3 separate regions of the Homo sapiens genome follow, and all the other regions are linked to region 2. A link is an interaction called in ENCODE POLR2A ChIA-PET data of the cell type or tissue named here. Cell type or tissue: MCF 10A. All regions are shown on one strand.

Evidence for each region. ChIA-PET counts read pairs that join two places held together with the same protein. Peaks named below come from ENCODE experiments on the same cell type or tissue, not always from the same donor. Only the 100,000 strongest peaks of a DNase experiment are listed, where the experiment ranks them.
Region 1: POLR2A ChIA-PET joins it to region 2 with 5 read pairs; 2 of 35 experiments call an interaction of 5 or more read pairs at or near these places.
Region 3: POLR2A ChIA-PET joins it to region 2 with 5 read pairs; 13 of 35 experiments call an interaction of 5 or more read pairs at or near these places.

What each region holds. Positions count from the first base shown.
Region 1 is chr2:159,396,951-159,400,950 of GRCh38, forward strand. BAZ2B (bromodomain adjacent to zinc finger domain 2B) reads right to left here. Exons shown (of 37, transcript NM_013450.4): 17 at 3,649-3,714; 18 at 1,879-1,944; 19 at 395-439. Among named protein-coding and RNA genes, the nearest start is that of WDSUB1, 110 kb to the left of the region's middle. In MCF 10A, no CTCF peak of the experiment used is centred here; no DNase peak of the experiment used is centred here.
Region 2 is chr2:159,514,747-159,518,746 of GRCh38, forward strand. The region is part of intron 2 of BAZ2B (bromodomain adjacent to zinc finger domain 2B); the gene reads right to left. Among named protein-coding and RNA genes, the nearest start is that of BAZ2B-AS1, 99 kb to the right of the region's middle. In MCF 10A, no CTCF peak of the experiment used is centred here; a DNase peak (open chromatin) is centred at 1,885.
Region 3 is chr2:159,621,376-159,625,375 of GRCh38, forward strand. It overlaps a transcript of BAZ2B not described here. Among named protein-coding and RNA genes, the nearest start is that of BAZ2B, 6.8 kb to the left of the region's middle. RefSeq lists an enhancer at 2,359-2,860. In MCF 10A, no CTCF peak of the experiment used is centred here; no DNase peak of the experiment used is centred here.

The sequences.
Region 1 (4,000 bases), 120 kb before region 2:
AAGCCATGCAGCAGTATGTAATATGACAGCAGCCAGTGCTACACTTTATGCATTGCTATGACAACCATATCACAACCAAATCACAATGCGGTGTTAGATGTACAAAAATAAACATACCCATACCATATCTAGTCTATGCCTCTCCAACTCCTGGTAGAAAGAGTTGGCACAACATTATGAAACAGAAATCACAGAGTCATAAAACCAATTTTTTAACCCCCCAAAAAGACACCAATACCAAAGCAAGGCAATAAACTGTAGGTTGAAGGAAAAACTTAAGCAGAAATTATATCAGAAATTTTAAAGAAAATATTTTGAAGATTTTCCCCCAAATAGGTTTAAGCAATATTATAAAATGTACATTCAACAATTGTATAACTATACATATACAGACCTGATGTTTCAGAAGAACAGCTTGTTGTCTTCTCATTTCTTTTTCCTTAAAAATAAGAAACTTTTAATACGTGATTTTTAGAGAAGATTTAGAACATGCTAAAAGTATTAAAAGTTCCTTTTCTGAGATTCTATAGTTTTTCATTAGGTTGAACCATATGAAATGGCCAATATTCAATTATTTTTTATTTATAAAATGTCAATTCGATTTTGTATGCTTCTACCTAACAAATACTTACATAGAGATCATATAATATGGTAAATATGGTAGCAAGGATCTTTCTTCAGTAGTCATTTTAACTTAAAATTTAACGAATGACTGACCTAACTGCACACTTCAATGGCACATTCATTGAACCAACTAGCTAGATGGTCAGAGCCTATCAGATATAACCCACACATGTATTTTTAAATCAGTTTAATACATTATGGTGCAACCCTCAAATCTAGCTGATTAGAACTCTCTCCATTCTGAATATAAACTCTCAAATATACTCTATAATTAACATCATTTTTTTTTCATTTCTATACACTACGTATGAATTAAAGTGACAAAAACTAGGCAATCAGTGTGAAATTTTCATGTCCACCTATAATTCAGGGCACCATTCCAAGGGGATGGGGCTTAAGGCAAACCATTCTAGGAATGTCACTGATCTCAGTATTTCTATGAAGTTACAATATGGATGAAATTAATATTAACGGCAGACATGAAAAGGTAGAAATTTAAAAAATAAAGTAAGACAGTCTATGTAGAAAAAATAAACAGTTCCCTGGCTTTACAAAGTATAACTGTGGTGGCTGTTTCCAGTACCAGTAGGCTCACCCAGCTACCCCCTTTCAGTATTCAGTTACTGGTGGACGGCAGGGTGGGGGAGGGGAGGAAGGGGACAACTCTCCTATACCCCATGCCAGGAAATCAGAACAAAACACCCCCAAATACATGAAGTTAAAATAATTAAAAGCAGCTAATTTTATTATTGGTAAATAACAGTTGATGAAGTTTGGCTTTTGTTTCTGTAGGCTTTTCATTTTTAATAGATAAAACAGTTGCTGAATATTAACAAAGAAAAAGTTATAAAGGGGAGAATCAGATTGAGACTCAAATATAAACATACCTATACCATATCTAGTTTATGCCTAAACATAAACATAAACATAAACATAAATAACACACAAAACAGTTTTGGGGGGGGTCATTCTTATCTAGCAAAACTACATACAGGTATTAAGCAACAATTTGCATTTCTGATTTGATGTCTCCTAAACAGCTCAAAGCATTACAAAAAACCCTGCATAATAAAATAAAAATACACATACAATATACATACAAATAAAAACATACACTATACACATGTAGTATCTGCTAAACATATTTTCAGATAGTCATTTTGAAGAAAGCTATTTTTTCATATAACTGATGCCAGTATAACATATAGTTTTTATTTTTCAAAAATAAAAACTCTGATTCTCATCTAAACTAACCTTTATTCGTTTCTCGGCCTCCAATAATTTGGCATTTGCCGCTTCTTCCTTCTTTTTCTTTTTAGCCTGTGCATGCAAAACAGGTCTCAAAGTCATGCAACAGCACCACTACAACTTGCAAATAATGTCAGACTTGAAATGAAGCTACATGTCTCACAAGGTACGAAACAGTATGTAACACATATGTAGACAATTACAGATTTCCCCCCAGTTAACATTATGTTTAACGTAATAATTTTGTTTCTAATTTATAGAATAGCATTAGAATACACAAAAATTTCTTAGAGTCATAAGAATATGACAGCTTTTCTTCTTCAAGCTTTGTTAAGTCTGAAATAATTGAGTGTTTATGTTCTTTTACCTTAAAATTTAATCACAGAAAAGTGATTTTATGTCACATTGTTTTTCTGATTTTAAAAGTAAAACATAATCACTGTAAAACATTTAGAAAACAGAATAGATTTTAATTAATAAATAAAAATTATTTCAAGAATTAGTAATATTTGAGAATGAACCTGTTTATTTAAAATTTATTTTTAATACTTGAAAATTTGAGATAAAGAAATTCATTATTGGTTTATGTCTATTAAGTGAAGCATATTAAGTCTGATTTTCCCCATCTCTGTATAGTGTGGTTAAGTTCAAGTGTTTTTTTTTTAATAGAATGAAAACTTGTAATCTCATCTTTCATGAGGCACAATCTATTGAGACCATGCTATTTATCAAACATAAGCTTCATAATCTTAAAATCATTAACTGTGTAGAAGTTTCATAACTAGTAGTTACTGTCAGTTTACTTTAAAATAAAAACATTTTCAATTTCCGGTTTTTAAAATTAATTTGAAATGGGTAAGAAAAAATGTGTGTGTTTCTAGAAGGAATAAAACTGTAACAGAGAAAACCTCAGCTATCCGGAGCCCTCAGGGAATAAACTGTTCTATAAAGCAGCAGTTTCCGGAATGGTGGAGAAGTTGTAATAAATTTAAACATGAAAAGTTTATTTTCACTCTTTTAGATGGAAATAATTTTGAGACATGCCTGCTTAGACACAGTACACTAAACGTAATTTGGCGTTTTCTTGATGACTCAGGGCAACTATTTTCAACATCAGTTATACTGCACAGCTCCAAAGAGTAATGCCTTTGGGCTATTAAGGTTTTGAAAATTGCTTGCTATTCAAATAAAAGATTACAGGCTGTTGCTAGGCTTTTCAGTTCCTATATATGCTAGCTGAAGTTTTCCTGTATTTTTTCTTTGCTGTCTTTTGCCTATTACTTTTGCTGTTGCCAACAGATGTCCTCTATCTCTATTCTAATTAGCCTTGCAGGGAAGAGGGATATGCTAGAAACCAGAAAAACAATCTGATAAAACTTTGCACATTTAAAATTTACTTTTACTTTTGAAATCTTACTTCTGTAAACATTTGTTTCTAAACTAAAAGTAAATATCAGACTATAAGCCCTAATGATTTTTCTTTTGTTGTTTACTTTTATAAAAGTAAAACATTTTAGCGCATGAACTTTATGACAACTCCACTGACTGCTCAGAAGTTTTCCTGTTTCTTTTGCCTCATTTTGTATATCTTTACTGTTGGGATTAGATTAGCTTGCTAAATAAGGCTCAGATAAAGTTTTATTCTATGCAGAATGTTTAAAGAGAATATCTGACAAACAATTTGTGTGAGAAAACATGCACGCAAAATATTTATTTTTGCAGACTTAAAAATATATGGCTAAATTACTTTAATTATATTAAATTTAAGACTTCTACCTCTAGAATTTGCTGAGCTCGAAGTTCTTTTTCCATTCTGATTTGCTGTATTCTCTTAATTTTTTCCTGTAGGAAAAGTTATGATAACTTGAGATAATAAAATAAACTATCTGAGTAAAGAGTATTTGAGTGGAATCAAATAATTAAAAATATAAGTACAGGTCAGGCGCAGTGGCTCACACCTGTAATCCCAGCACTTTGGGAGGCCAAGGTGGGCGGATCACAAGGTCAGGAGATCGAGACCATCCTGGCTAACACAGTGAAACCTCGTCTCTACTAAAAATATTTAAAAAAAATTAGCAGGGCTTGGTGGCGGGCACCTGTAGTCCCAACTACTCGGGAGGCTGAGGCA
Region 2 (4,000 bases):
CCTCATGTGATTATCATGAATAGTAAATGACAAAAGAATTAGCCCAGAGGTTTGCATATAGTAAGTATTCAATAAATGACATAAATTACTTATTATAAATTAAAATAGAGGCACTATTATAACTTTTACTTTGATAACTTGACTAAGCTAGAATACTCACAAACTTAACCTTTAGAATCTCCTCAGAATATGCCAGTAATTTATATCAAAAATTACTGAGTTACCTAAAATAACCCTGATAAGCATTATGTGAAAGAAACTACCTTAATTCTTTCAACAAAAGAAGGAGTCTATTTACATTATCCCATTTTTTAACATTCCTAGATGTTAGGTTCTATAACATTCTTCAGTAACTACTTTTGATTTTTCATAATCTTATGTTTTCTTTTTATATAATCAACATACCTAATACTACAGTTTAAAAATTAAACATCTTACTACATAGATCACCTGCACTTATATGTCCATAATACATATATACATACATTCTTCCCTCTACTCTGAACAATTTTACTTCCAGAAATAAGACTTTTGAGAAAAAGTTAAATAATTTTAAGTATATTTGTCACTCTTTACTAAATCACCTTTAAGCTTTCTACTTCCCATTTCAGTCGTGTATCCAACAACATGTATATTCCTATTTATATTCCTTTGGTAATATTATATTAAAGATTGAGCAAAACTAAGAGTTCTGTTCCAAATTAAAAAGCCAATGTAATGGTGTTTCTTTTAAAGCCATAAATTTTATTTATCTGTCTATTGTTACTGCAAATGTTTTCCTATGTGCAGAGTCAGTTCTCCATTTTATAAAATACTTGTGAAATTCATTTCCTTTGTAGTTTGTAACACTATACAGAAATAAACAAACATACACATTTTACTTAAGCACTCACACAGACAGTAGACAAGACAACTGAGGTAAGCAGTTTAAATGATTGTCCCAAGACCACAGATGGAGTGACGGCCAGATTTAGGATTAAAACTAAGAAGCTCATTATTCCCTTCTTATATTCTGAATACTTAACATTGTTTTTATATCATAAGGATCTCTTTGCTAATTTAAGAATAAGTTAATTTCATAATTAAAATTGAGATATTTTGAGAATATGTAAATAGAATTATGAAACTTACTAAATCAAGATAAAATTAGAGTTTATCCAAAGTCTCTGAAAAAAATAATCTTTTTACTACATAAGTTATTTTTAAAATTTTGTTTAGAGTGGCAAGAAAGTGGCAGCTTAATATCATTTATCATTTCAATGTCTTTATTTAATAAAGCTAATTTCTTTAACCAAAACCTACAGTATGTGTATGAGCTGGTTGGATTTAAGATACCAAACAGAAATACTTTTTCATTTTAAAAAATCCTCCAAACTTAAACAGTAGTTTCTACTCTAATTGTAAACTTTAACTTCAGGATATATTTATAAGAGATCTATCTATGAAAAAACAATGTTAAAAAGTAAAGAAAACACCAAATACCCTTGCATTTACAGGAGAAAAAGACATAGAGTATAACATTAACAGCTTACTGTGGAGAGTGGGTTTAATCAGGAAGTAGCCATTATCCTTTCGATTCAGAGCAGTGACAGCACTCCAAAACAACAAGCCGTGATATTTTTCAGTTAAAAGGCATGAAAGAATACCTACTATTGTGTCCTAGCTTTGCTGACCCCAAGGGTCAGCATATGTCTTTTATCAAAAGCTATCATGAAAACATAATCCAAGTAAGCATTTACAATGCTCTATTTGTTGAAACACCTAAAATCTACCTAACACAACCTCTCTCTCTCTCAGTTACTCACAAAACATGGCTGTCTTATTCAGAGATTAGCAATTATTGTAATGAGATACTGTCGGAGAGGGTCAAATAGTACTTCCTGCAGTTTACACATCTTGATTTCCTGGTAAACAAACTGAAAGGCAGGTGGAGCACTTAGATCACCAGCAAACGTGAATGCTCACGTGATAAAACTAAGCCAGGTAAGGTTGATGTCTCAAGTAATCGTTCTTTTCTTAATTTTATTAATGTCAAACAGACAATAAAGAGAAGAGGTCTTTCTTCCTTTTTAAAGAAGGGTTTACTCCTCACATAAACTCACATGATAGGAATGCTTGAAAACTGGCACTGTTTAAAAGCAGGTTTCAAAAATCACTTCTGGCAGATAAACTATAAAAACAAAGCAATGCTAACAAATAAGAATAACTGCTCAAAAACCTGCCAAAAATAAAGAAAAGTCTTTAAATTTCAGCTGCTACAACAAAGTACACAAAATAAATTTCTGAGTTATAATAAAAGACCAAAATTAATTGTTTTGTGGTCAAAGCATGTCTATTTTTTTATTTGGACAACTTCCTGCAAAATAAGACTGCTTTATAATTTATGTGGCAGTCTTTGAAAAAAAAATTCCTATGATCAGAAAGTTTACATAATTTGAAACTTTTCTCTACATCATTTTAAACTCATATATCAAAAAGAAAACAAAACAAAATATTTAACCTGTGAGCATTTTTTAAAAACATTGTTAGCTTGAAAACTAAGTTTCTTTGTCCATAGTTTTTTTTTTCCCCCCAAATTGCTGTTTTTTCACTCTCTGAAATTTTTAGTGTAGTTTGATGAGGGAAGATTTAAATTAGCCATGGGTATCAAACAAACAAAAAACCCAACTCCATCAAAATGATAAACTAATTTACTACTTAAAAAAATCTAGATAATTCTGTAAATTCATAAAATTTGCATTTATCTTTAAAATTCTATATTTACTAAGGCCATGCATCAATATCCTAACTATTTAGAACAAGTAAGATTTAATTTTAATGCAAAAAGCTCTTAAGAGCCCGTTACAACAATATAATCATGTTAAGATATTAAAATTATACTACTTAAATTAGGTTTGTATTTATTCATTTTGCAAAATAAAGTTATAATGCACTGAAATAGAACAAAACAGAATGATAACAAATAACAAAAAGAACACCCAGGAGAGAAGACTGTGCCAAGGGTATAGAATCTCAGAACAGGTCTCATTACATATACGTAATATGTCATTTCAAGGAGTATGTATTCGGTATTGAGCCACATTAATGCAAGTTGCTAACATCACTAATCACCACCTTTACTACAATGACACATGAAATAGCAAGTTTTCAAAAAACTACAACTACGAAGTTAACATTTCCAGCTGAATTTCTTGGTCACGTTAACATTAAATAATTTAAAAACCATAGTAGTCACATGGAATGCAAAACACAGTTCTTATTTCCTTTATAGAAAATTTGAGATGTAATTCCTACCACATAAGTAGCTTTGAGTATGTAATTCATACACCAAAACAAAACAAAATTTTAAATCAGAAAATTATTATTTCAATTGTTTCAATGATTTATGACCATCTTAGTTTCCTATAATGTGTCAAATTTAGAGCACGATGAAATGAAAACATAAAGAGGTACAGCAAATAAATTTGATATTTGGTTTCACTGAAGGTGGTTTTTATCAAGAGGCAGTAACTTTTGATATTATGAGTTTACAATTCAGTTAAAAGGTAAGGAACAAAAACCAGTTGGAAAAAGACTTGCCCTCAGAGCTGACAAATGAGAAAAATATATCTTTTCCTTCTCTTGGGTATATTTCAGCCCTACTTATCCTCTGAGGCATTCTTTAACTGGACCTGGTAGTGCTATACAGACAAAAAGCTTCAGAGTGAATTCCCCTGTACTCTGGAAAGTCCAAGAAACCACAGAGCTCAGTCGTCCATATTAAGAACTATGTGCAAAATGAGGTGGGAAGGCAGAGGGAGAGACAAGAGGAGGAAGAAAGTTTCCTACTTTTTGCTTGCTTGCCTTCTGCTACAATAAATAGGTGTTACATAATTATTTATATCCCATCTTATTCCAACATAATTTAAGATGACTTACAAAACTATGAGTAGAAGAACAGAATGCCGTCTTTAAAACTAATATGAATAAAAGGGAAAATAAGAGGACATGAGAAAGATGA
Region 3 (4,000 bases), 110 kb after region 2:
AACATCCCTGATTAAGAACACGGCTGTAAGCACAAATTTGTTAAAAAATTCAGTTGGAAAAAGAAATAAGAAAAACACAGGAAATCTTGAAAAAGAGAGCTTTGCCAGGGGTGGAGGGGACAATCATAACAGATACTAAAGCATTATAAAACCTTTAAAGCTTAATAGTTGGCACTGGCACATGAATAAAAAACCAATAAAACATAATAGGAAAATGAGAAATTGACCCAAGTACATATGGAAATTTAGTATAGATAAAAGCTGTATCTCAAAGCAGTGAGGAAGAGATGGACTTTTTGATAATTGGTGTTCAAGGCCACACATGGTAGTTCATGCCTGTAATCCCAGCACTTTGGGAGGCCAAGGCGGGAGGACTGTTTGAGCTTGGGACCAGCCTGGGCAACATAGCTAGATCCTGTCTCTACAAAAAAAATTAAAATTAGCTAGGTGCCGGGTATGGTAGCTCACGCCTGTAATCCCAGCACTTTGGGAGGCCGAGGCAGGTGGATCACCTGAGATCAAGAGTTCGAGACCAGCCTGACAACATGGAGAAACCCCCATCTCTACCAAAAATTACAAAATTAGCCAAGCGTGGTGGCACATGCCTGTAATCCCAGCTACATGGGAGGCTGAGGCAGGAGAATTGCTTGAAACCGGGAGGCGGAGGTTGCGGTGACCCGAGATCATGCCATTGCACTCCAGCCTGGGCAACAAGAGCGAAACTCCATCTCAAAAAAAAAAAAACTAGCTAGGCATGGTGGTGCATGCATGTAGTCCTAGCTACCAGGGAGGCCAAGGCAGAAGGATCGCTTGAGTCCAAGAGGTCAAGGCTGAAGTCATGATTGTGTCACTGCACTCCAGCCTGGGCAACAGAGTGAGTACTGTCTCAAAAAAAAAAAAAAAAAAAAGGCAAAAACCAAAGTGGTATTCAAATAACTGGGTATTCGTAAGAAAAAGGATAAACTTGGATCTGCTCCAAAAATAAAACTGAAAAAGATCAGATATTTAAACATGAAGATTTGAACCTATACAAGTACTAAAAAAAATTATGGGAGGATTCCCCAATAATTAGAGCCTAAAGAAAACTTTCCCAGCAATGGTCAAAACCAGATACAATAAAGGGAAATACTGGTAAATCTTACTACATAAAATAGCTTTTCTATAGCCAAAACAAAAACACCACAAGCAAACTATAAAGACAAATGACAAACTGTAAAGAAATATTTGCAACTTATATGAGACAGTTGAATAAACTTATATGTAAAGCCTGCCTAAAAACAGAGAAGAAAAAGACTAACAACCTGATAGCAAAATGACTAGAGAGATAAGCAGTCATTTTAGAGAAAAAGAAATGGGGCCAGGCACAGTGGCTCATGCCTGTAATGCCAGCACTTTGAGAGGTTGAGGCAGGCAGAGAATTAAAGACCAGCCTAGGCAACATGATGAGACTGTCTCTACAAAAAATACAAAAAGTAGTGGGGCATGGTGGTGTGCCCCTGTAGTCCCAGCTATTCGAAGCCTGGGAGGTCCAGGCTGCAGTAAGTCATGATCAAACCACTGGACTCCAGCCAGGGTGACAGAGTGAGACCCTGTCTCAAAAAAAAAAAAAAGAAGAATGAAAGGAAGAGAGAAACAGGAAAGGAAAGAAAAGAAGAAAGAAAGAGGAAAGAAAAGAAAGGAAGAGGGAAGGGAAGAGAAGGGAAGGGAGAGGGGAGGGAGAGGGGAGAGGGAAGGGAAGGGAGAGGAAGGGAGAGAAAAAGAAAGATAAAAGGAAAGAAGGAGGGAGGAGGGAAGGAGGGAAGGAAGGAAGGAAAGAGAGAAAGAGCAAGAGCATGCACGAGAGAGTGAGCTGGGTGCAGTGGTATATACCTGTAGTCGCAGGTACTTGGGAGGTTAACATAAGAAGATCACTTGAGCCTAGGTGTTTGAAGTTGTAATGCACTATAACTAACCACTGCATTACAGCCTGGGCAATATGCAAGACCCTGTCTCAGAAAAAAAACAAAAAACAAAAAACCACACACACACAAAAAGAAATGCCCAAGGGCATTTAAGGGGAAGAAATGCCCCTTAAATAAAAACATTTGTAACCTTGCTCATAGTAAGAGAAATGCACATGAAGAATTGCGGAGATACTGTTTCTCATCCTTCAGATTCCCAAAAGTCCAAGTTTTACAAAACAGGCTGCTAGTGAATGAGGCTCCTATAGAAAAAAGGGGCAGTTTTTGTTTCTTTCTTTTTTTCTTCCTCCTCTTCTTTTTGGAGTACAAAATGGAAAAACCCCAACAAGGGAGAATTTGGCAGTATGTAACAAAGTTACATATGTGTTTATTTTATTTTTGCTAGCAAATCTCACTTCTAAAAATCTGACCAACACTGACAAAAATATGAAAATAGGTATATATACAGGAAGTTATTCTTTGAAGCACTTTATAGCAAAAGCCTGGAAATAATCCAAATATCTGTCATAATGAAATGGTTGAATTAATTATGGAACATCCACACAGTGGAGTACTATGCAGTTTTTAAAAAGGCATGAGGCAGAGCCCAGCAAGCTAAGATCCACTGGCTTGAAATTCTTGGTGCCAGCACAGCAGTCTGAAGTCAACCTGGGACACTTGAGCTTGGTGGGGGGAGGGGCATCTGCCATTGATGAGGCTTGAGTGGGTAGTTTTATCCTCACAGTGTAAACAAAGCTGCTGGGAGGTTCGAACCGGGTGGAGCCCACCACAGCTCAGCAAGGCCTCTGTGGCCAGACTGCCTCTCTAGATTTCTCTTCTCTGGGCAGGGCATCTCTGAAAAGAAGGCAGCAGCCCCAGTCAGGGGCTTATAGATATAACCCCCAACTCCCTGGGACACAGCACCTGGGGGAAGGGACGGCTGTGGGCAAAGCTTCAGAAGTAAACGTCCCTGCCTGATGGCTCTGAAGCCAGCAGCGGATATCCCAGCACAGTGTTCAAGCTCTGCTAAGGGTCAGACTGCCTCCTCAAGTGGGTCCCTGACCCCTGTGCCTCCTGATGGGGAGACACCTCCCAGTAGGGGCTGACAGATACCTCATATAGGAGAGGTCTGGCTGGCCTCTGGCAGGTGCCCCTCTGGGACGAAGCTTCCAGAGGGAGGAACAGGCAGCAATCTTTGCTGTTCTGCAGCCTCCACTGGTGAGACCCAGGCAAACAGAGTCTGGAGTGGACCTCCAGCAGACCTGCAGCAGAGGGGCCTGACTGTTGGAAGGAAAACTAACAGAAAGGAATAGCATCAACATCAATAAAAAGGACATCCACTCAGAGACCCCATCCAAAGGTCACCAACATGAAGCACCAAAGGTAGATAAATCCATGAAGATGGGGAGAAACCAGCCCAAAAAGGCTGAAAATTCCAAAGACCAGAATGCCTCTTCTCCTCCAAAGGATCATAACTCCTCACCAGCAAGGGAACAAAACTGGATGGAGAATGAGTTTGACAAATTGACAGAAGTGGGCTTCAGAAGGTGAGTAATAACAAACTCCTCTGAGCTAAAGGAGCATGTTCTAACCCAATGCAAGGAAGCTAAGAATCTTGAAAAAAGGTTAGAGGAACTGCTAACTAGAATAACCAGTTTAGAGAACGTAAATGATCTGATGGAACTGAAAAACACAGCACGAGAACTTTGTGAAGCATACACAAGTATCAATAGCTGAATTGATCAAGCAGAAGAAAGGATATCAGAGACTGAATATCAACTTAATAAAATAAAGCGAGAAGACAAGATTAGAGAAAAAAGAACGAAAAGGAATGAACAAAGCCTCCAAGAAATATGGGACTATGTGAAAAGACCAAACCTACATTTGACTGGTGTGCCTGAAAATAACAGAGAGAATAGAACCAAGTTGGAAAACACTCCTCAGGATATCCAGGAGAACTTCCCCAACCTAGCAAGACAGGCCAACATTCAAATTCAGGAAACACAGAGCACAACACAAAGATACTCCTCAAGAAGAGCAACCCCAAGACACGCAATCAT